Linked DNA regions of Homo sapiens: region 1 is linked to region 2. The links are chromatin loops, found by intact Hi-C in ENCODE. Cell type or tissue: heart right ventricle. All regions are shown on one strand. Each heading gives the region's core, and the rest is flanking DNA. Links, peaks and the distances in the headings are about the cores only. Region 1 overlaps DOCK8 (dedicator of cytokinesis 8). Region 2 overlaps LOC105375949 (a long non-coding RNA gene).

The links. A loop is a pair of places that touch in the nucleus more often than their neighbours do. Peaks named below come from ENCODE experiments on the same cell type or tissue, not always from the same donor. Only the 100,000 strongest peaks of a DNase experiment are listed, where the experiment ranks them.
Region 1: a loop joins it to region 2, with 3.0 times the contacts of the local background. A loop is called at or near these places in 59 of 110 quality-filtered maps.

The regions. Positions count from the first base shown.
Region 1 is chr9:390,412-398,411 of GRCh38, reverse strand. DOCK8 (dedicator of cytokinesis 8) reads right to left here. Exons shown (of 48, transcript NM_203447.4): 24 at 7,846-7,941; 25 at 1,478-1,627. Among named protein-coding and RNA genes, the nearest start is that of DOCK8-AS2, 76 kb to the left of the region's middle. In heart right ventricle, for the core only: no CTCF peak of the experiment used is centred there; a DNase peak (open chromatin) is centred at 3,544.
Region 2 is chr9:795,209-812,494 of GRCh38, reverse strand. LOC105375949 (a long non-coding RNA gene) reads left to right here. Exons shown (of 2, transcript XR_929411.1): 2 at 7,076-7,259. Among named protein-coding and RNA genes, the nearest start is that of DMRT1, 38 kb to the left of the region's middle. In heart right ventricle, for the core only: a CTCF peak has its summit at 5,740 (motif pointing right); no DNase peak of the experiment used is centred there; H3K27me3 peaks cover 366 bases.

The sequences.
Region 1 (8,000 bases), core at 1-8,000, 410 kb after region 2:
GGTTTGAAACTATTTTGCTTTTGTTAACATGCAATTTGCAAATTCAGGCCATGCTGACCAGTCAAGTCACTGGGATGGATGGGGACCTGATAAAGAGGTTGCTACCGTGCCGCTGAGAGGTCCTCGAACTCTCTCCGCATTCTCCACATGGCCACTCCTCCTGGGTGCCTTACGTGACTCAGTATCTGGGTCTAAAATCTCCAGTCTTGGCTTTACTGCTGGCTGTGTGTGACTTTTGGAAAATTTATCAACCTCACTGTGCCTTATTCTCACACCTGCCAATGTGGAGATACCATGCTGTTCCAACAAAGTTTGCCATGAGGAATAACCGAATGAAAATCTCCTGAGCACTTGGTACTATGCACATTCTCAATAACGACAAAGCGATTAATAATAAACATTGCTTCCTAAGATTTTTGTAGCTGCCTTTTAAACATTTGATTTATTCCATTTTATATATGTTTTAGCTTTTATTCTGAAACAATTTTAAACTTACAGAAAAGGTGCAAGAATAGTACAAAGAACTACTGTATACCCTTTAACGAAGCTTATCAATACTTGACATTTTGCTACATTTGTTTTATCATTCTATGAACATAAAAACATTTTTTTCTGAACCATTTGAGAATGGGTTGCAAATATCATGCCCATTTACCCCATAACACTTCAAGGTGTATTTCCTAAGAGCAAAAATATTATCTTTCATATCTACATTTTTCTTTTAGATGGAGTCTCACTCTGTCACCCAGGCTGGAGTGCTGTGGTACCATCTCGGCTCACTGCAACCTCCGCCTCCTGGGCTCAAGCGATTCTTCCACCTCAGCCTCCCGAGAAGCTGGGATTACAGGTACGTGCCACTACACCCGGCTAATTTTCCATATTTTTAGTAGAGACGGGGTTTCAACATGTTGGCCAGGCTGGTCTCGAATGCCTGACCTCAAGTGATCTGACCACCCTTGCCTCCCAAAGTGCTGGGATTACAGGTGTGAGCCACTGCACCCAGCCTGATATGATCATTTAAACCACAGTCCATATTGCAATTTCTTTTTTTTTTTTTTTTTGAGACAGAGTCTCACTCTGTCACCCAGGCTGGAGTGCTGTGGCACCATCTCGGCTCACTGCAACCTCTGTCTCCCAGGTTCAAGCAGTTCTCTTGCTTCTGCCTCCCAGTTGCTGGGATTACAGATATGCACAACCATGCTCAGCTAATTTTTATATTTTTAGTAGAGACAGGGTCTCACCATGTCACCATGTTGGCCAGGCAGGTCTCGAACCCCTGGCCTCATGTGTGTAATTTGTTTATAACAATTTTCCAGCCCCACATCAGGGTCCAGTCCAGTATAACATACTGCGTTTAACTGTCATTACAGTTATATTTTAATTATTGTTTTAAAATGATGCTTATTTTTCTCTGATTATGAAAGTAATATATGTTCCAGGTAAACAATTTAGAAAATAAAGAGTAAAATACAGTTACCTTCTGTGGTTTTACTAAAAGGGCTGCAATTTCCGAGGTGACCACATTAACAATAGTAGTTATGTCATCCATGAAACGGTCAGAAAAACGAGTCCTCCGAAAACTGTCCCGTTTGTCCATGTTATGTACGTGCTGGGCCATGCTTTTCACCTGCGGAGGGGGATGGAGGAAATGTCAACATGGAGATTGGTGACCTGCTTGTACAATGCAGAAAAGGGGGAAAGACTCACAGAAATGCTCTCTAACAATGGATTTTCTGACACTTTATCTGTGCTGGTGGTGCCCGAGCAAGCTCTGGACTAAAATGCTGCAGACACACCAATGGTTACCATGGTGGCGGGAGGTGGGAAGGGTGTCCTCTTTTTGACCCCAAGTCAGAGGCTCCCTTCTTGCTGCTGACAAAGCCAGGAGCTTAATTCTTTAGCTACAGTGTTCTCAACTGCCTACATCCTGGAAGGCAGACCTGAGCTGGGCTCCTGTAACCAGCTAGGTGTCCTCTATCATAGGACAGAACACATGACTCAGAAAGGAACAGTTTATCACAAGGTTCTTGATGCGAACTAAAGTCTTTTCTGTTCCTGAAACTACAGTAAGGAGAACGTGGGAGAAATGTTCCTCCTATCTTGAGTTTCAGTGTTTCTCGAGGGAGCACAGTTTTTCCAGAAACAGTTCTATAGTTTCCAGCAGTTATCTTCTGCTCCTATAAATTTTAGCTATATTATATATTGAGCAGGAAATGTTGGCCAGCTGGAAACAGAACCACTATTTAGAACATTGCCTCCAGGGAAAACATTACCTCTAGGGGAAATTTTGAGTTCCATAAGTCTAATTTTTAGTTACATAATGCAGACAGTCACCAAATGACACAAAAATATCTATATACAGATTATCTATCTATATCTAGTATCTCTATATAGATATCTTTGTGTCAATACAAGTCACCAATTGACACAAACTGGTGTATACTGTGGTTACATATATAATGCAAACAATTCGTCAACTGACAGAAAGATATTTATATACAGATATATCTATATGGATATACATACATATACATATCGTATCTATATATAGATATCCTTGTGTCAATTGGTGACTGTCTGCATTATGACTAGAATAATACTATCTCAATGCCTACCACAATTTTAAATCAAGATCATGCTTATTTTTTGGACATCTTCTTGGGGCCAGGAGATTCACAGGTCAATATGGGCCCCCTTGTCACCATCTGAGGGTGAGTCTTATCCTTGTTGGAAGTTGCTTACACTATTAGGAACATGGGGAAGACTAGAAGGTCTTGTGGTTGGGTCCCTACACTCTGAAAACGTTTTCATGTATGCGTCTAGATTAGTCAGACAGCCACTGCAATACTACTACTACTACTACTACTACTACTACTACTAATGGCACTGGAAGTTGAACCACCCACATTTGCCCTCTGTGTTGAGACTGGAAGAAGAGGGGACTTCCACTCCCAGGAGCTACATGAGAGAACGTTAATACACTAACAGCAGAATTCAGTTTCTAAGGATGCATGCAGCACTGGCAATTTTTGTTAGCATGGAAACAAACAGAAAAAACAAAGGGAAGGCAAAATAAGAAAAAACCAGAGACACAGGCTTTATGTGTTTCATGTTTTCAGACAACGCCATGGCCAGCTCAGGGAAGACCTAAGGACATCAAACCCTAAAGCTCAGTAGAGAAACCATGGTTTCTCCTCATGGCGGCATCCTCTTTGGTTTGGGACACAGAGATGGCTTCATATCCCACAAGGCCGCATGCACCTGGTGAGAAGACCCGAATGAAGGGTGGGAACTGGACCCATTTTTGTCCGAAAAAAGCCTCTCTCTCACTATGCTCCTAACAAAGGACTTAAGAAGATAAGGCCTCTTTGTTTTGGGCAATGCCAATCCTGATTCTGGGCAGGCTAACCATCCCAGCACTAAGGCTTTCAGAACTCACTGCTGTATTTGGCTCCTGTCTGCTGAGTTTGGCCATCCTACAACCAAATACATAATTCTCACAATACCATACTTCCAACCAATGGCCTCTTTCCAGACTGTCAGCAGCTTGCCAGCTACTGTGTCCTCCAGATCTCCAGAGAAGAACATCCAGTAGAAACACTAGTGGAGGCCTGGCCCTGTTGAGTGGGGCGAGGCACAGAAATCTTTCCCCCTATATGGGCCTTTGTGGCCCATTTAAAGTAAGGGTACCTCTAAAGAACCCCTTAATGTGGAACTTCATGTCCTGAGTGAGTAAACTAGGTCACCCATTTATCTCTATTTCTCCAAGGTCTGGCTCAGCAGTTTCTAGAAGCACAGGGATTTTATTCATTAGCAAGTGTGAAAGTCGCCCAAGCATTGTGTTTAACAGCTCTAATGCCAAAGTGGTTGTTCATTAGCGCTTGGGCACTGACACAACTAGAGGGTGTTAAATTGCCCAGGTTGTTGGCTAAGGCCAAGGAAGCTGTTGTCTTTCTCAAGCTTCTTGGAAAAAAACAAAACAAAACTGTTTTGGTTTTCAAATAACTTCCTGGGCATTGGTCAGGCAAATGCATAAACAATGTATGAAGAATTGGGCACCTTGTCTGAGTCTGAGATCAATTTCCTTGCAAAGTTCTGGCTGGGGGATGATAGTTTCCATTTGCCCCTACCCCAGCTCCCTGATGGATTTCTTGTCCTTCTCTGTCTGTCTCTGAATGCTGGGAAGGGGGTCTCGAGGGACCACATCACTCAGGCCCCCTTAACCTTTGGCTTCCAGTTGGAGTTGGCCAACAGGAGCACAAACAAGGGGATCATTACGTGGGAGAACAGAGAGGCCCAGGTAGTTACTCACTTCCACTGCCCTCATCCCTGCTGCAGTGAGGTCCTGGTAGTGGCAACATTTTTCTAAGGCCCCAGGCTCCTTTTCTAAGATTGTCTCATCTGCCTCCAGATTTTTCTAGGCCCCAGTTACTCTGCTATACTCTTGATTCTTTAGAGCTAGCATAGAGAAAGGCTTCTGCCAGCTGCTGTACCCTGGGGGCTCTCACCAATCCTCATTGGCCCCTGAACCTCCCATACATGCTGAGCAGAGTCCTTTTGATCAATGCTTTTCAGTTAACCCTTTTGGGCAACGGAAACTCTGTCCTGCCAGAACCTGACAGACTTAGGTTTTAGGCTGCTGGTAGAACTGGTGTCTTGGGTGATCTGCATGTTGACAAACCCCTGCAATATGCTTAGATCAGCAGGGGCTTTCTTCCCAAAAAACTTCATCTGTTTACCATAAGGGACTTCCTAGAGGTAAGATGGGCCATGTGCTTTAGCTTATGCTTTCTCTCCTGGGCCAACGAAGCCCTAGTAAATAAATGTGCAAGGCCAAAAGCAGTTAGGGGCAGTGAAGTGGTACTGCTGAAGCATTTGGCTGACTTGGAGACTCTCTTTATGGCCACCACCCTTCCTCCAACCCCATCTGTAAATTTGGGATAATAAAAGTTCCTCCTGCCTCAAGATTGCATAATGATTACATTAGATGATGCTTTAAAATGCTTAAAACACTGCCTGGCACATATATAGTAAGATGCTCAGTAGTTTTGATGTGATTATTCTTTCTCCCATTGGTATGCCAACTATTGGTATGCCAACTATTATTGGGATTCTGTGAAGAACAGAGACATCATTACACCTGCAGAGAATGCAAACTTCCTTTGGAAAGAGAGCTCTAAGATGCCACATGGAACCACTCAGAATAAGCAATGCTGAATTCCGCATTGGGAATGAATTATTTGTATGAATTATCCATAGCTGGATTATGACTCAAGTGAATCTTCTTCTTCTTCTTCTTTTTTTTTTTTTTTTTTTTTTTTTTTTTGAGACAGGGTCTCAATCTGTTGCCCAGGCTGGAGTGCAATGGCATGATCAAGGCTCACTGCAGCCTTGAACTCCTAGGCTCCAGTGACGCTCCTGCCTCAGCCTGCTGAGTAACTGAGACTACAAGCACATGTTACCACACCCAGGTAATTTTTTCATTTTTGCAGAGCTAGGCTGAGTGAATCTTCTTTATGGAGAGACATGATGGTGGGTGGGATGTGTAAATAGAAGCAGGATATAAAGGGCATGGGGTGACGGTTTTGATACTTCTCATGCCTCAAGAAACAAGAGGGGAATGGGTCTTATGGCCCAGTCCCTTTCCTGCCAGAGCATGGAGCTCATGTCTCATTGTTAATGCTCTTGCCCCAAGACTTGTGAGCTGCAGCCACCACCTTAATTAGCTCGGCTTTTGGAATGAAAAAAAAATTCTGGTGTTGTCTGAGTACAAATTCCAAAAGACCTGTAGCTCTGTATAGGATTCACAGAACAGAGGTGGTGTAGACCAGTGGATCATTAACAGGCTTAGAAGTCACCTGAGAAGACAGGTAAATGCACAATGCTGGCCTCCAGCCTCCTAATTTTAGTGCTTTGAGAAAGAATCTCTGCTTTATTTTTACTAAGCACCTCCAGGTGGTTCTGTGGCAAGGATTTGGGACCATGCTTTGGGACCCTTCTCAAAACAGAGGTTGGGACTTTGCAAAACTTCATGGGATTTGAATCCTGGGTGTGTTTCTGTGGCATGAACCTGACTTCTTCTGAACTCTATTCCACATTGCTTCCTATTTCCTCCCCAGTGGATGGTTCATTTGTTTCCTTTGCCCTTTGTTCTCTGTGTCCTATTGTTCAGCATTTCTCCCTTTTTCTTGGGCTTCAACTTACATACAAAAACTAGAGCTTAGGTGGAACCCCTCCCATCTCTTTAGTCCCTCTCTCTTTTTTTTTTTTTTTTAGATGGAGTTTTGCTCTTTTTGCCCAGGCTGCAGTGCAATGGCGCAATCTCAGCTCACTGCTGCCTCTGCCTCCCAGGTTCAAGCAATTCTCCTGCCTCAGCCTCCTGAGTAGATGGGATTACAGGCACCCGCCACCACACCCGGCTAATTTTTGTATTTTTAGTAGGGATGGGTTTTGTCACGTTGGCCAGGCTGGTCTCGAACTCTTGACTTCAAGTGACCTGCCTGCCTCAGCCTCCCAAAGTGCTAGGATTACAAGTGTGAGCCACCACACCCAGCCTAGACTCTCTTTAAAAAAAAAAAAAAAAAAAAAAAGATTCACTTAATGGGACAGGGGAAAGAACCCAATGAATATAAAGCTAACATTATCACTAAATCTCAACCTACTCCAAATCCTCTGAACTGTTTGCATATATATTTTTATATAGTTGGTGTCTATGTCTTTAGACCTCTTTCATTCAACATCATCTCATTATGCATCTCTGTTTATCAACATTGAGAAAATGTTTATTTTTAGTGCCTCTATGGGAAAATCCTTTTGCTTCCATTAATAATTAAACAAAAAAATAGTTATCACTATTATTCCCCTTATTTTAAAATTAAGGTATTATGGCTATACCTTTTGCTTTTCTGCTCGAGTAATGGTAGAAGTTTTAGGATAAACAGATATACAAATTTCATTCTGTTTTCCAACAGATATTAATTGGGCCTTGCATGGTACCAAGCAGTGTGCTGAGGCTAGAGATGGGATAATACACAAGAGAGACCCAAATCCTGAAAATCTAACCGCTGAGACAGAAAAAACAATTAGAAATTGTGATAACCACTAGGAAAGAAATAAATAGGGTGCTCAGAAGGAGGATAATAGAGGAAGATATATTACAGTATTAGGTGGTCAGAAAAGGCCTCTTGGGGATGGTTCCACTGAAGCTGAAATCTACAGAGAAGAATAGAAACTGTGTGTGTTGGGGGTGCGGAGGTGAAAGTTAGGGAGCAGGAAGAGAATCTGGAAAAGGCTGTGAGGCCAAAATGGCCTTGGCATCTTCAAAGCACCAAAAGAGGACCATGTGGCTGAATGATGGGGGAATGTGGCGTGAGATGAGGTTAGAGAGGGAGGAAAACAACAGAATCATACAAGGGCTTTTTAGGTCATGATAAAAATTTGTGCTTTCTTCTCAGTGCAGTGAAAATCATCGATCGGTTTTTAAAAGGAGCGTGACATTCTCTGTTTAGTATTGGCTGCCATGTGCAGAATGGGTGGGCCAAGAGCAAAAATGGATACAGGCAGGAAAAAGAGGATGTCACTGCGAGAGGCACATGAGAGATGATGGTGTGTGGCCAGGTGGAGAGTGGTGAAGGTGATGAGAACTCACAGGACGGCGATAGATTTTCATGGTAGAAGCAACACAATTTAGTGGAAGAAGGATGGGAGGGGTGAGAGATTATTAGATTTCAAGAAACCACCCCAGGTTTTCAGCAGGGGCAACTCAGTGAACAAAATGTCAATTCCTTTCTGCTGTGTGCTTCTCTTGGCCTATTGAGCACAGATACAAACGCGCAAGAATCTCACCAGAAGCTCAAAGAAGAACCAGGCATACTTGAAGACTGTTTCTCTCACCATTCCGGTGCTGACCACCATCTGAAGGGCAAGCTCCTCATGGAAATGCTAAATAAGAACCACAAAAATTAGGCTGTGAAACAAAGGCTATTATTATTCACCAACAC
Region 2 (17,286 bases), core at 2,175-10,174:
ATTCATAATGTATAGGTCTTTTGTTTTGGGGAGTGGTTCAAAGTATCTACCTTGCTGTTTTGTTGGAAATGGAAATCTGCCAAAAACCACATTTTTATGTCTTTACATTTTCTTCAATACCCAACATTGTATTGTATACAGATTGATTGCTTAATCCTAAATAATGATTGAATGAATATCCATGCTGTTCCCAAGGGATAACATATTATTCCATGAAAATATATTTGCTTATCATATTTTCATTTTGCACTGACGCCAGATTCCTTCCCTTAACCGATACGACACATCTAAGACAGGGGAGCTTTAGTGGAAAATAGGGAAGAAATGAAAGATAAGGACGAGATTCAAAAGTCAGGCCCAGGCAGGTCCTTGGTAGGTTAGGGAAAGGGACAAGATTGTCAGGCAGCAGGTCACTGTGATTTCATTAAAGGGAGGGGCTTCTGGGAACCCAGTCCCAACTTTTGCAAATTATTATATGGAGGGCAGTTTCTTGAGTATCACTTTTCCATTTATAAAGTCTCTGGAAGTTTGATAAGAAAATGTGGCAATGTGTGAACAGAGGTTAAGCTTGCTTTCCTCGATTTTCTTTCTTTCTTTTTTTTTTTTTTTTAAAAAAAAGGGTCCTTTTCGAAAAATTAGGAAGAGAAAAGAAACTCCATATTTTCTCTTCAAATGTGTGGGTGGTGAGATTTAGAAGGGGCAGACATGTTTACTAACTCTTAGTAAAAATATTTGTTGAACACCCACTGAGTGCCAAGCCGTGTGCTGGACACAGGGCTATAGCTGGGAACATGGAATGAGGGCCTGGCTCTGTGGTACTTCCATTCCATTTTACAGATAATCACAGAAAGAGATGTATACGTACAGATTATGAAGCGTGTTAGGAATGCAAGTCCATTAAAGAGCGTGGTGAAAGACTATAACCTGGGGTTGGTAGGGAAGGGAAATCAAGGAGCATCAAGAAAGGCTTCTCAGAGGAAGCAGCTCTATGCAGAGATCAGAAGGATGGGCCGGGTTAGTCAGGCCAATAGCATGCAGAAGAACAAACAGTGGAAGGAACAGCCTGTGTGCAGTTTCTCATTAGTCATAAACTTATGCAGAAAATACTGAAGCTTTTGATTCATTATAATATTACCTGCCATGCGGTGGCATGTGGCGGCTCACTGATTGTTTTCCTTGAGCTGGGCAGCCGGGCATCATCATCTCCACTTTCAGGATGAAGTTAGCAAGGCTCTGAGGTGCCTGGCTACCTGCCCAGGTCATATATTTTAAAGAGTCATAAGGCTGGGCGCAGTGCCTCATGCCTGTGATTCCAGCACTTTGAGAGGCTCAGTCGGGCAGATCACTTGAGGCCAGGAGTTGGAAACCAGCCTGGCCAACATGGTGAAATCCAGTCTCTAATAAAATACAAAAACTAGCCGGGTGTGGTGGTGTGCACCTGTAGTCCCAGCTACTTCTGCTTAGGAGACTGAGGCCGGAGAATTGCTTGAACCTGGGAAGTGGAGGTTGCAGTGAGCTGAGATCACTCCACTGCACTCCAGCCTCAGCAACAGTGCAAGACTCTGTCTAAGAAAGAAAAAAAAAAAAAAGAGTCATGGAGCTGGAGGTTGTGCTCTGGTTGTTTAAGTAGCTTGTGTTTAAAGGGAAACTTTGAAAGGCCCCCAGAAACAAGTGGTTTTCTTTTAGACAGCAGCCTGGCAGCTTATTGGATGCCCAACAGAAATGACTAGCAGTCTCTCGAAATAAATAAATGGCATTTTGAATAGGACAGAGGCTCAGGAGGAAGAGGTCCTAGCGGTAGATTTAACTGCAGGTCATCATCATAAATATAACTGGTTTCATCAGAGCTGTAATAAGGTTCTTGTGGGTGGAGTGTGCTGGTTTTGCTGTCAGAAATTGAGTAATGCAGTGTTAGTGCTACAGCTATTGACAACAAAACAAATTTCTATGGAAATTACTTTTAATATTGAGTTACTACAATTTAATGGCCACAATTTTTTTAAAGATTGGCTAAATCGAACACTAACTCCTCTCATCATTCATAAAATTAAAGGTGAAACAGCAAACAGAGTTGAAAAACCTACCTAGTCAATGAAAACACTGCGCCGTACCTTTCCCTTTATTTTTATGCGTGTATTTATTTATTTTTGAGAGACAGGGTCTTGCTCTGTTGACCAGGCTGGAGTGCAGTGCTGCAACTGTGGCTCACTGCAGCCTCGACTTCCTAGGCTCAAGTGATCCTCCCATCTAAGCCTCCTGAATAGCTGCAGCTACAAGTGCACACCACCATACCCAGCTAATTAAAAAAATTTTTTTGTAGAGGCGTGGTCTCACTACATGCCTAGGCTGATCTCAAACTCCTAGGCTCAAGGAATCCTCCTGCCTCAGCCTCCCAAAGTTCTGGGATTACAGGCGTGAGACACCTTTCCTTTTATTGCTAGAGATAGTTCTAATATGTTCTGCAAAAGGGCCTAAAGCAGTGTTTCTCACGTTTTTTGATATTATTAATTTTTACTCTGTCTTAGCTCAGGCTGCTGTAACAAAATGCCATAGATTGAATAGTTTAAACAATAGACATTTATTTTCTTACAATTTTGGAGACTGTAAATCCAATATGAGGGTCTAGCACAGTGAGATTCAGGTGAGAGACCTCTTCTGGGTTGCAGACCGGTGACTTCTTTATCCTCACCTGGTAGGAAGACAATGAGAGCTCTCTGGGGTCTCTTTTTTTTTTTTTTTTTTTTTTTGAGACGGAGTCTTGCTCTGTCGCCCAGGCTGGAGTGCAGTGGCGCGAACTCGACTCACTGCAACCTCCGCCTCCCAGGTTTAAGCGATTCTCCTGCCTCAGCCTCCAGAGTAGCTGGGATTACAGGCTTGCACCACCACGCCTGGCTACCTTTTGTATTTTTAGTAGAGACGGGGTTTCATCATGTTGGTCAGGCTGGTCTCGAACTCCTGACCTCGTGATCCGCCTGCCTCGGCCTCCCAAAGTGCTGGGATTACAGGCGTGAGCCACCATCCCCGGCCAGGATTAGGATTTCAATATATGGATTTTGAGGGAATACAAACATTCGGTCTATAACACACTTTCTAAGGAGAAAATTTATGGTAATTTAATAAATTTAGACTAATTAAAGTTAAACAAATTAAGTTCCATAATAGGAAATTATAACATATATATAATTTAATTTCTCCCTAGTGAGAGAAATATTAAAGAAGAAGAATTTGTCAGGTGGAATTTGACTTTGGAGGGCTACACACCATTGTAATATCTAGGATTTCTTGGCCCCCCAAGAACCAGTTTTAGCTTCTGAGAATTCATGGCCTAAAGGAGAAACAAAGAAAACACACACACACACACACCACACACCACACACATACCACACACACACCACACACACACCACACACACACCACACACACACCACACACACACACCACACACCACACACACACCACACACACCACACACCACACACACACACACACACCACACATACACCACACACCGCACACACCACACACACACACACCACACACCGCACACACCACACACACACACCACACACACCACACACACACACCACACACACACACCACACACACCACACACACCAGACACACACACACCACACACCACACACACACACCACACACACCACACACACACACCACACACACACACCACACACACCACACACACACACCACACACACCACACACACCACACACACACACCACACACACACACACACACACACACACACACACGTTGCAGAGCAGCATTATCTTATAACCTGTAAAGGATTGTACTAAATGGGAACTAAATGGTCATTGTGATGGTTATTTTGTTTGTTTGTTTGTTTTTGAGACGGAATCTCTCTGTCACCAGGCTGGAGTGCAGTGGCACAATCTCAGCTCACTGCAACCTCTGCTCCCCGGTTCAAGCGATTCTTCTGTCTCAGACTCCCTAGTAGCTGGGACGACAGGCACAAGCCACCACGCCCACGCCCAGCTAATTTTTTTGTATTTTTAGTAGAGACAGGGTTTCACCATGTTGGCTTGGATGGTCACTGCAGTAAGCATTTTGCCTGCATTATTTGTTTAATCCTCAGAACAACCCTATGAAGCATATACTACTGTTGTTCACCTTTTATAAATTAAGAGAGGCTCTGAGAAGTTAACAGCTGTCAACTTTTAAGTAGCAGAGCTGTGAATCGTACTCATCTCTGTTCCCCACACAGCTCCCAGGCTGCAGCCACTGCAGAGGATAGCATCCTCTGGAAGTGTTCTTAGTATCTATGCGAATTTTGTCCTTGGGGCCATCTCACCTCTCATTCCCCTTCTCTTCCACTCCTGGCCTGCTCCCTTGTTCCTATTACCCAGTATAAAACTTATTCCTCCTGAATCAGGGTTGGAAAGCAATCTGATAAATAGTTATTATTGGCTTGGGATTCCTAGCATTTGCCTTTCAGCAAAGGATATCTGTAACTCCCAAAAACTGAGTGGTGGGATTTGAGCAGGGGGGAGGAATTTCAGCAGGTGGGTAAAGTATTTGGAGGCTATGTGAGTTAGGCTACTGACAGGAGGAGGGTGGTACCCTTAGGTGGGGAATGGAGGAGAATTTAATAAAGAGATAATTTACAGAAGTTTGAGGAAGGTTAAGGGAAACCAACATGGGATAGCAACAGGCCTCCCTGGGGATGGCAACAAAGGGAGCCACCACCATCCGACACCTGAAGGGACAAGGAATAGTCCTAGGAACCCAAGAAAGGGGCTGAAGCTTTGGAGAATGCCATCTGGCAGAGGCCTTGGCTTCAGCAGAGACCTGCAGCCAACCTCTGGTCACCCAGCAGGGAGAAAACCAGGGAAAGAAAGACTCCTTCCTTGCCCTTGTCCTACCCTCCTACTTTTAAGGGTACCTTTTATGACCACACGCAAACTAAAGCTAGAGGACAAGGGGCCTGTTGATGCAGTCCATAGAGGCCAGATTTTGGGACACAGAGCAGAGTGGAGAAGAGGGCACAGGGGACCTGGAGGGCAGCGCTACAGCCTAGGATGGTGGCCGTCTGTGACAGGTGAACACAGGGCCAGTTTCATAAATGAAACACAGAGGATACCTCAGTTTTCATCAAGTGGCTGGGAGCATAGCAACGAAGGACACAGGGAGCTGGACTGCCTGGCCTGAAGACTGCCCTGCCATTTCTACCTTGGTGACTTTGGTGAAGTTCCTTAACCCTTCTGTGCCTTGGTTTCCTTATCTGTGAAACAGGCATGATAATCTCTACTCATAGGATTGTGAGGATAGAATTAATTGTAGCACTTGAACAAGGTCTGACTGAATTAACACCATCCTTATGACACTCCAGGTACAAAGCAGGTAGGAAGAAGCAATGTGCCCTTAGGTACTTACACGCTAAGCGGGAGACAGACACACCAGCCCTCACGACACAAGGTTAGGTGAGCTGGCAACTGAGGAGAAAGACTTGGCCGAAGGAGGGGTTGATCCTGCACCTCAGTGGGTCAGGTAGGGTTTTGCAGAGGAGGAGCCTTGAGCAAGGACTTGCAGAATGAGTTGATTTGCAGATGTGCCCAGTACACATCAATTAACAGTTCTGGAACTTTAAGGAAGGAAGGAAGTCCAGTTGGGTATTAAAAAGACTGGTAGATTTGTGGATTGTCAGAGGACAAGAAAGAACCCTGGAAATTAGGGCACAACTAAGCAGTGCAACAAGAATCCAGTAGGTGGCATAAATACCCCATTCATTTGGAGTTCCATTTGTCGTTTTTTTGTTTTGGTTTTTGGGTTTTTTTTTGTTTTGGATTTGGTGAATTTCTTTTTTTCTTCTTCCCTTCCTTAAGCTGCCCATTTCACCAACACTGTTGTTAGCAGTTTTATATGATCTTTATTTAATGCAATTAGATTTGCCTTTAGATCAAAGCAAACTATTTACAATTGATATAATAACTAAGCACCTCTCCAGAAAGAAGGTTGACTGCTTTGCAAGTATGAGCCCATTGTCTTAGTCCATGTGTGCTGCTGTAACGAAATATCACAGACTGGGTAATTTACAGCCATGAGCCACTATGCCCGAGGTGCTAAGGCCACCTCTTCACCTCTTTTTTTTTTTTTTTTTGTGATGGAGTTTCACTCTTGTTCCTCAAGCCAGAGTGCAATGGGGCAATCTCGGCTCACTGCAACCTCTGCCTCCCAGGTTCAAGTGATTCTCCAGCCTCAGCCTCCCGAGTAGCTGGGATTACAGGCATGTGCCACCATGCCTGGCTAATTTTTTTGTATGTTTAGTAGAAATGGGGTTTCACCATGTTAGCCAGGCTGGTCTCGAACTCCTGTCCTCAGATAATCCGCCGGCCTTGGCCTCCCAAAGTGCTGGGATTACAAGTGTGAGCCACCGTGCCCGGCCTAAGGCCACCTCTTAATACATCATATTGGTGATTAAGTTTGAACACATGAATTTTGCAGGACATTCAGACCATAGTACCATATTTAAAGAAAGACTGATTCACGTTGAGGTGAACCATCTAAACCCAATTTTCGTTATATTGTTTTCTAGAAAGTAGATTAAAAATTAAAATACTCCCAAGCTTGTCATGGTGGCTTACACTTGTAATCCCAGCTACTTGGGAGGCTGAGGTAGGAGAACAGATTGAGCCCAGGAGGCGGATGTTGCAGCGAGCCAAGATCACCCCACTGCACTCCAGCCTAGGCAACAGAGTGAGATGCTGTCAAAAAAAAAAAAAAAAGAAAAAGGAAGGGAGGGAGGGAAATAATATTATAGAAAGCATATAAAAATATTAAGAAAGAGAAAAAAACAATCTTAACTCAGGTATCTTTGTAGAAAATGCTAGCGATTTGAGGTATTGCCTTCCTTTTTCTTTTTTTAAGAAAATTAAATCACTTATTGATTACACATGATAATAGATGATACAAGCTTCATTCCAATCTATAATTTTATCTGGTAGCATTATTCAATTTAGATACATTGCATAGGATGTGCTAACAACCATTTTTATAACCACATGATTTTGCTTGATCCCTTTTAATGGTGAACTTCAGGTCACAACAGTAACTATCAGATCCACTACACCAAGATTTCTGAAGACAATGGCATCTCCACCCAAGCGCGTTGTAAATAAATTCCGAATAGAACCTGTCATCACCCTGAAGGAATTCTAACTTCACACTGTTGGGGAAATTTACCAAGATGGCTTCAGAATAGACTAACTTTACACAGCACATTTTTCAAAAAGACATTTATTCAGCATCATCATCAGAGTATTACATTTAGCAATCAACAGCATGGGTGCAAAAAAAAAAAAAAACTACATTAAAACCCTTTGTTGGAATGCTCTTCACTTTCCACAGAGCAGAAACTAAAATTACCTGTTATACAGTTAGTCACAAATACAGTCCTTGAGTGTTTTGCCCATACACATGAGCATTTGTCTAAAACATGTCTTATTTGGAGCAGCTATTGCCTTTCTTTTCCTTTGCATATTTTCTTTTTCTTTTCTTCTTTTTTTTTTTTTTGTTTGTTTTGAGATTTTGTCTCGATTTGTTGCCCAGGCTGGAGTGCAGTGGCGTGATCTTGGCTCACTGCAACCTCTGCCTCCCAGGTTCAAGCAATTCTCCTGCCTCAGCCTCCCGAGTAGCTGGGATTACAGGTGCCTGCCACCATGCCCGGCTAATTTTTTGTGTTTTAGTAGAGACAGGGTTTCACCATGTTGGCAGGCTGGTCTCCAACTCCTGACCTCAAGTGATCCACTTGCCTCGGCCTCCCAAAGTGCTGGGATTACAGGCGTAAGCCACCGCACCCGGCCACATATTTTCATTTATTCATGGAACAGATAGTAACTGACCAAATGTTATTCTGGGATATGGGGATCTAATAGCAAACAATTGGCAAAGCTCCTGTTGTCATAAAGTAAACAAGAAAATGAATGAATAAGCTGAAATAAGGATAATTTCACATTCACCGGAGAAGAAAATTGAACAAGGTGATAAGGAGGCTTGTGTTCTCTTCTTTAGATCGGGCTTTCAGGGAAAGCCTCATGAGGGCATGATGTTGAGCCACACTTGACTTGAATTGCTAGGAAGGATGTAGCATGTGAAGAGAGGGAGAAGGGCATTCCAGGCAGAGGGAAGAGCTGTGCAGAGATCCCAGGGTGCAAACAAGCTGGGTGTGTATGAGGCACCAAAAGAGGTCCTGAGTAGCTGGAGCACAGCAAGAGACCAGGAGAGAGGGAGGAGATGTGGTCAGAGAGCTGGACAGAGGGCTGAATCATGCAGGCCTGGACAAAGGTGTGGGACTTTATTATAACTGTTAATCATTGTATATGAGTTTGTAAGAACACATTTATCCTTCTGCCTTTTTCTCTTTGACATTATTAATACACTTTCTCCATGTCATTACATAGAGCTCAAAGCCATCATTTAAAATCAATACATACAATTCCATCAAGTGGATAATAATTTACTTAACCATTTTCCCCGTGAAAAGCATGTCCTCTTAACAAATATCCCTGAGTGGCAATATGTAGGCCAGGCACAGTGGCTCACGCCTGTAATTCCAGCACTTTGGGAGGCTGAGGCAGGCAGATCATCTGAGGTCAGGAGTTCAAGACCAGCCTGGCCAACCTGGTGAAACCCCATCTCTACTAAAAATACAAAAAAAATAGCCAGGCGTGGTGGCGGTTGCCTGTAGTCCCAGCTACTCAGGAGGTTGAGGCATAAGAATCTCTTGAACCTGGGAGGTGGAGATTGCAGTGAGCCGAGATCACACCACTGCACTTCCAGCCTTGGTGACAGAGCGAGGCTCCGTCTCAAAAAAGCAAAAACAAAAATCAAAAACAACAACAACAAAGCAAAATAAGGAAATAGTTTGGACACAGACATGCGCACAGGGAGAACACATGAAGATGAAAGCAAAGATGAGGGTGATGCTTCTGCAAGCCAAGGAACAGCAAAGAGTGCCAGCAGACATCAGAACCCAGGAGAGTGGCCCGGAATAGATCCTTTCCTTACATCTCACAAGGAACCAACCCTGCTGACACCTTCATCTTGGACTTCTAGCCTCTGGAACTGTGAGACAGCAAGTTTCTGTTGTGTAAGCCACCCAGTTTGTACGAAACCCTAGCAAGCTAATATAATATCTGTGCCTGCTAGATAGCTAATGAATTAGAGAGTCCAAAAATATGTGACTGTGTCTTGGAAAATATAGAAGAAATAAAGCCCATCAATAGGTGATATTCATCTGAAGCCAATTTGTGGCTGTGGGCTTGAGTGCCACAAATTGCCAAACTACAAATTACAAAGATTTCACAAAATTCAAATTAAAGCCCATGTGGTTTCTGGAGACTCTGAATGGTCTGGCTTTGCCCAACTATGGTGTGTTATCGACAAATTATGCTACCCCATATTAATGCTGTTGGAGGGAGGAGCTAGGAACTGAATGTAAGCATCTTGATAAATTCTTTGTATTTTGCGCAGGTTTTCATGTTTTTCTTTGATTTCTAGGTGGTATAATACATGGCAGTTATTTTACATTTTGTTCCTTTTCTTTTTTGAGAGCTATACCTTTGTATAGGGGAAAAGTCACGTTCCTGTTCAATTTTAAATTCTTCTCTTCTAAGTTGTGATTTCCTTTAGCTGTCTCCAGCCCATCAGGTCTAATATTCATGCATAACAGTGTGCAGTGATGTTATGGAGGAAGATGACGAGTGGACACAGTGGGGACAGTCTCCAGCCTCCCGGCTCACTCACACCAAGGGGAGGAAAGCATTTTCTGAAGGAGCAGTGGCCAAGCCGTCTGATGGGCGATAGAGCCACCCTTCCCTTCCCAAAGCGCTACAAGAAGGGGGCCTTTTGGGGCGACTCACACTTGGTTTAGATGACAAAATCTCTCTTCTGAGGACTCAGCAGTGAAAGTACACAGTCTCAGCACAAAATCCAGTACAGTATAACCTTTTAAAGCCTTTGTCCTATTAAAGGCTATTTACCTGAGTTGGCAGGTAAAATTATGGCCTGAGGATAAAAACATGTAGGGCAGCAAATGAAAGAATTAGTGCACTGTTAAAATGCGATTTGGCATTCAAGCAGAGAAATCTTTACCTGTTGGGGCTGTCGAGGGCACCTTCAAAGGTCTTGGGCCAAGGACGCTGACAGGGCCAGAGAGGAGCACATTTGTCCCCACATTTCAGCAAGAGCCCTTTCCCACACTCACCTCCCAGTTCTGCTCTGGCAAGAAGTGTACAGGAAGGGGTGGATTCATTGTGGGCACTGCATTTAAAGTCCCCTCTTGCCAATCCCCTCACCGTTACGATGCATTTATTTTTCTTGTTTGGCTCTGATAATGATTCTGATTATCAGGTGACCTGGGGTTTGGGCCACTGGGATGCCTTTGCTTTTTAAAGTGCAAGAAAACGGGCAAGAATTACAAAAAGGCAAGTCAGAACCAAGGCATTTCAAAAACAACTTTATCGCTCTGCCGCCAATGGCCTTTGGAGGGGGAAACGTAATTGAATCACTGACTTTGAATACTGAGCCGCTTTGCATGACTCATTAAACTGCCATTTCCAACACTTTTGGCTCGTGCTGTAAGAATGATAGAATCCTATAACAATCTATATGTTTAAATTCTTTTCTATTTGAAAGCGCCTTGTGGTACAAGTGCCTTCAGATGTGAGCACAGACATCAGTTGAAATACAAGACAGTCGTAATAGAGCTAAATTTGATAAGCCACACAAGCATGACTCAGGCAACCCAGCCTCTTAAATCAGGATGCACAATTAATTGCTACTCTTTTATTTATTATCTTTAATCCCTCATTGGATACAGTTGACTTGCTACTTCCTGGGATGAGGCCACAGCATAAGCAGGGATGAATAATTTTTAAATTATGAAGCAATTTCTTTGTTACAAACCTGGGCTCAGATGTAAATTCTAATCATTTCCTTTTCCCAGGACAGTGCCCTCTGAACTCAAAAGGGCGTTCATCCTTTTCCTCCTTCTACCCGTAGCGGGCAGCAAGCCAGGCATGTCTAGTTCTTAGAGGTCATTGTTGTTTTTCTTGCCCTCACTAAGGAATTGGCATATTCCCCCGAGACTCCTTTTTGACACCCTAAAGGCTCATTTAAACCCTATCTGATATTACAAATAATAAAACTCTCCTGGGTGAACTAGCTCTTTCTCCAACCCTCTTCCACCCTGCCTCTCACTTGGCTTCTTCATTCATGTTCATTTTTTGTTGTTGTTTTTTTGAGATGGAGTCTCACTCCATCACTCAGGCTAGAATGCAGTGGCGAGATCTGAGCTCACTGCGACCTCCACCTCCCGAGTTCAAGTGATTCTCCTGCCTCAGCTTCCAAAGTATCTGGGATTATAGGTGCGCGCCATTATGCCCAGCTAATTTTTGTATTTTAGTAGAGAGGCGGGTTTCACCATGTTGGTTATGCTGATCTCAAACTCGTGACCTCAAGTGATCCGCCCTCCTTGGCCTCCCAACATTCATGTTTATTTTAGCAAGTTTTGTACCTCTTAGGAAATAAGGTTTTTCTTACTTTGAGCTGTCAGTGGTTTTGAGCTGAGCCAGAATGAATAACTCAACCGAATGAATTAACAGGCTTTGATTTCAGGAGCATCAGGAAGCCATTTTCCTTCCTGCTTATTCCACAGCTTCCTCCATTGTCTTGGTGTTGCCCAAAATGCCACTCTTAGGAATTTCATCCTTTGTTTCCTGGTAAAACGTACATTCTTGTGGCAAGCATAATGCTTTATGCCTTTTTACAGTTGAGCTTGAGTTCACAGAATCCCGTGCTGAGAGGAGGCCATGTAAGGGGGAGGAGAGGAGGGAAGTGAAGAGTGGGACAGTTGTGATGGGAGAAGGGCCACACGTCTGGAGATACCCAGAGAGCAGGAAACTGCATTGAGGGAGCACTGATGTGGAAGAAAAGCATTACCATGGAGGGTGCAGCACAATCGTCCCTCGGTCTCCACGGGGGATGGGTTCCAGGACCCCTTTCTTTTTTTTTTTTTTGAGGTGGAGTATCACTCTGTCGCCCAGGCTGGAGTGCTGCAGCGTGATCTCAGCTCCCTGAAACCTCCACCTCCCAGGTTCAAGTGATTCTCCTGCCTCAGCCTCCCCAGTAGCTGGGATTACAGATGTGCGCCACCACGCCCAGCTAATTTTTTTTTTTAATTTTTAGTAGAGACGGGGTTTCACCATGTTGGCCAGGCTCATCTTGAACTCCTGACCTCAAGTGATCCTCCTGCCTCGGCCTCCCAAAGTGCTGGGATTGCAGGCGTGAGCCACTGTGCCCGGCCCGGGACACCTTTCAGATACCAAAATCCACAGATGCTCAAGTTCCATGGCGTAATGTTTGCGTATAATTTACATAGACTCTTCCATGTACCTTAAATCATCTCTGGATTACTTATAATACCTAAAACAATGTAAATGCTATGTAAATAGTTGTTATACTGTATTGGAAAGGAATAGTAACAGAAAAAAAAATCTGTACATTTTAGGTACAGAATCAACCATCCATTTTTTGCCCCAAATATTTTCCATCTGCTGTTGGTCGAATCCACTGATGAGGGTACCCACAGATATGGACAGCTGACTGTACATATATACCCTAAGATGCTTCTTTATTAAAAACAATTCCTGATTATAGAAGTAATTGATACTTATGATAGAAAAGTTTATAAAATTTGTAAAATATTAAAAATGCCCATAATCTTTACAGGCCAGAGATATCTAATAATTTTCCATGGTGATGTTTCATGGCCCCATAATATCCCGTCATTTATTTTACCAATTCCCCATCAACGTTTGCTATTACAAGTGATAATAGCTAACTTTTACAAAGCCTTCTAGGCTCTTTTCTAAATGGCTGGTGTCAGTCAATTCACTCAATCTTTAAAGCAGCCCAGTGAGGAGGTACAGGTATTATTCTCACTTTAGAGATGAGGAAACAGGCGGCGGGGGATAACCTGTCCAGAGCCACACGCTAGACAACAGTGAATTCAAGATTCATACCCTGGCAGTTGTCTCCAGGGCTTGGGCTCTTAATGTTTCTGCACAAATTGTTTTCTGAGGCTAGTTTCCCTAAGATAGCATCTCTGGGTCCAAAGTTCAAGAGCATATTTAAGGCTCTTGATATATTGCTAAATTGCTCTCTGTAAAATTTACTCATTTGGCAATGTGTTTCCACTTCATTTGCTTCTTTGATGTTTGAAAACAAAATGAGGCCGGGCGCGGTGGCTCACGCCTGTAATCCCAGCACTTTGGGAGGCCGAGGCGGGTGGATCACGAGGTCAGGAGATCGAGACCATCCTGGCTAACACGGTGAAACCCCGTCTCTACTAAAAATATAAAAAATTAGCCGGGCGCGGTGGCGGGTGCCTGTAGTCCCAGCTACTCGGGAGGCTGAGGCAGGAGAATGGCGTGAACCCGGGAGGCGGAGCTTGCGGTGAGCTGAGATCAGGCCACTGCACTCCAGGCTGGGCAACAGAGTGAGACTCTGTCTCAAAACAAAACAAAACGAAACACCTGTGTTGCTGTAGCTGAATAGCTCTATTTACATTTTGTCTCCCATCCCTGAGCTGGCAGCAGGAGAAGGGACCAGAGAAACAAAGATTTGTCTGCACAGGAGACCTGAAGTCCTTGAATTATGACAGCTTTGGAGATTTCTAAAAGCACATTTCGATCAGGCACATCCTGGGCTTGGCCTCCCTGTTCTTTGAGTTGCCTTGGATATGAGGTGAATTATCAGTGTCACTCCTTTTGGGCTTTTCTTTTTTTGTAAACCACATGTCTGGGAGGCAATGACAGAATTCCTCCCCAGTCCTCTGTCTTCAGAGCACAGTACGTGCACTAGGACACTGGCATGGGGGAGGTGCCCCTCGGAAGGGCAGCAGGGACCAGATAGTAGCCTGAGCTAGAAAGCCCAGAGGTTTACTTGGTTGGTTGGTTGTTCGTATGTTTGTTTGTTTGCTTGTTTTTTGGAGATGGAGTCTCACTCTGTTGCCCAGGCTGGAGTGCAATGGCGTGATCTTGGCCCACTGCAACCTCTGCCTCCTAGGTTCAAGCGATTCTCCTGCCTCAGCCTCCCGAGTAGCTTGGATTACGGGCATGCACCACCATGTCCAGCTAATTTTGTATTTTTAGTAGAGACGGGGTTTCACCATGTTGGCCAGGCTGGTCTTGAACTCCCGACCTCAGGTGATCCACCCTCCTTGGCCTCCGAAAGCGCTGGGATTACAGGCATGAGCCACTGCGCCCAGCCTATTTGTTTTTTATAGAAAAGGCTCTTAAATGTCTCATGAGAGATCAGTTAACTGAATTATGGAATATCCATTCAATGGGATACTATGAATGAGGTAGATCAGTATACACTGACATGGAAAGATGACCAAGGCATTCTTTTACGTAAAAAAAGAAACAAAGAACAAATTACAGAACTGCACCCGTCATATAATCCCATTTCAGAAAATGCATAGAAAAGATTTCCTCTAGAAACTGCGATGGGCCGGGCGCAGTGGCTCACGCCTGTAATCCCAGCACTTTGGGAGGCCGAGGCGGGCGGATCACGAGGTCAGGAGATCGAGACCATCCTGGCTAACATGGTGAAACCCCATCTCTACTAAAAATACAAAAAATTATCCGGGCGTGGTGGTGGGCACCTGTAGTCCCAGCTACTCGGGAGGCTGAGGCAGGAGAATGGCGTGAACCCGGGAGGCGGAACTTGGAGTGAGCAGAGATCACGCCACTGCAGTCCAGCCTGGGCGACAGAGCGAGACTCCATCTCAAAAAAAAAATAAGTTAATAAAAATAAATAAAAGAAACTGGGATGGATAGAGTTTAGGGCCTTCCATCTTCTTTTTGAGGTGGTGTTCACTCTTTGTCATCCAGGCTGGAGTACAATGGTGAGATCTTGGCTCACTGCAACTTCTGCCTCCCGGATTCAAGCGATTCTCCTGCCTCAGACTCCAGAGTAGCTGGAATTAGAGGTGTGCACCACCACACCCAGCTAATTTTTGTATTTGTTGTGGAGATGGGGTTTCGCCATGTTGACCATCCTGGTCTCAAACTCCTGACCTCCATCTGCCCGCCTCAGCCTCCCAAAGTGCTGGGATTACAGGCGTGAGCCACCACGCTGGGCCCCATTTTTTATTTTGTATATATTTCCTTGAAATTTTCAGTGAACTTATGTTACTTTTAAAAGTAATATAAAATCAATAGAGACTTTATAGTAAGGTGGAACAGCTGGATTATAAAATTTTAAAATATGCATCACTTGAGCCCAGGAGTTTAAGACTAGTCTGGGCAACACAGCAAGACCTCATCTCTCCAAAATAAATAAATAAATAAATAAATAAATAAATAGGCCAGGTGCGGTGGCTCAAGCCTGTAATCCCAGCACTTTGGGAGGCTGAGGCGGGCAGATCACGAGGTCAGGAGTTTGAGACCAGCCTGGCCAACATGGTGAAACCCTGTCTCTACTAAAAATACAAAAATTAGCCAGGTGTGGTGGCACGTGCCTGTAGTCCCAGCTACTTGGGAGGCTGAGGCAGAAGAATCGGTTGAACCCAGGAGGCAGAGTTTGCAGTGAGCCAAGATTGCGCCACTGCACTCCAGCCTGGATGACAGAGCGAGACTCCATCTCAAAACATAAAATAAATGAATGAAATTTAAAAATTGTATCTTAATTAGGTGGGCATGATGGCATATACTTGTGGTCCCAGCTACTCAAGGGGCTGAGGTGGGAGGAGCCCTTGAGACAACGAGGTTGAGGCTGTAGTGAGCCATGATCACCCCACTGCATTCCAGTGTGGGTGACAGAGCAAGATCCTGTCTCTAAAAAATAATATTAAAATAAACATTTTAAATATGCAAACATATAAACTCATATTTATAAATGGAGAAAATTTTATATGTAGAAGTAGAAAACAGGATCTCAAGGAATATTAAAATAGTACTAATTGAACTGGTGTTTGGGGAATGGAAATATGTTGTTTTCCTTTGTATTTTCTAAATGCTTGGTAATTTCATTGCATAGCTACTGTACACTATTAACATACTTTAAATATAGATGCAGTGAAAGAAGGAATGAAATCATATTAAAATTAAAAAGGCAACTCTGAAAGGAAAGGAGAGAACGTGGAGCAGCCGTAGGAATGGAAAATCAGGATCCAGACACCTGACTTCTCCCCGAGGCTTAAACTGTGTGATCTGGGACAAGTCACTCTACCTTTCTGGGCTTCAGATTCTGCATCTAGCCTGGGGGTCCTCAAACCTAACTACACATCAGAATCACCTCAGGGGCTTTAAAGCAATCAGTGTTCCAGCCCCTCTGAGGTGGGGCCTGGGAAGGCTCAGCAGGTGATTCTGATGAGCAGACAAGGCTGGGAACCCTGAGCCAGCCTGAGCTCTGGGAGGGGCCCACCCTCCACCCAGGCCCAGAGTGATCATTTAAATAAGTAAATAAGTAGATGTTTGTGCAGATCTTGAAGAAGAAGAGCTTTAAAGACACAATGTGGCCAGATCGCCCATCAGTTTTGAAAAGTGGTTGCCCCTGACTGTGCGCGGCGGCTCACGCCTGCAATCCCAACACTCTGGGAGGCCAAGGTGGGCGGTCTGGCCAACATGGTGAAACCCCATCTCTAGTAAAAATACAAAAATTAGCCAGGCATGGTGGCACACACCTGCAATCCCAGCTACTCGGGAGATTGAGGCAGGAGAATTGCTTGACCCAGGAGGTGGAGGTTGCAGTGAGCCGAGATTGTGCCACTGCACTCCAGCCTGGGTGACAGAGTCAGACTCTGTCTCAAAAAAAAAAAAAGTGGTTGCTCTTTGCCTATAACAACCACTTGCCATTGGGGTTTTCACTCGGCATTTGGATGTAAAGAGTATGCATTTTTAAAGCTGTCCAAATGCCTATTTATGCAGCAGACCATAACTCCTCTCTTGATAGGCTGCTATGCTTTATCAAGTAAATGATACACATTTAAAAAACTGTCTGAAGGAGCATTTACCTGAGGGACTGTTATTGTGTTTGGTTTTTTTTTTTTTTTTTTTGAGCTCTCATGGTTCATTGGGTAAATAATATCTTTTAACCAATTTTTAAATAGACGTGTCTAGCAAGATGCCATTTTATCAATCTTACATACCCTTACAATCTCTCATACCCTTCAGAGAGGGCTCCTTTAGGTCATTTTAGTTTTAAATTTCACATTAAGGCCAGGTGCGGTGGCTCACGCCTGT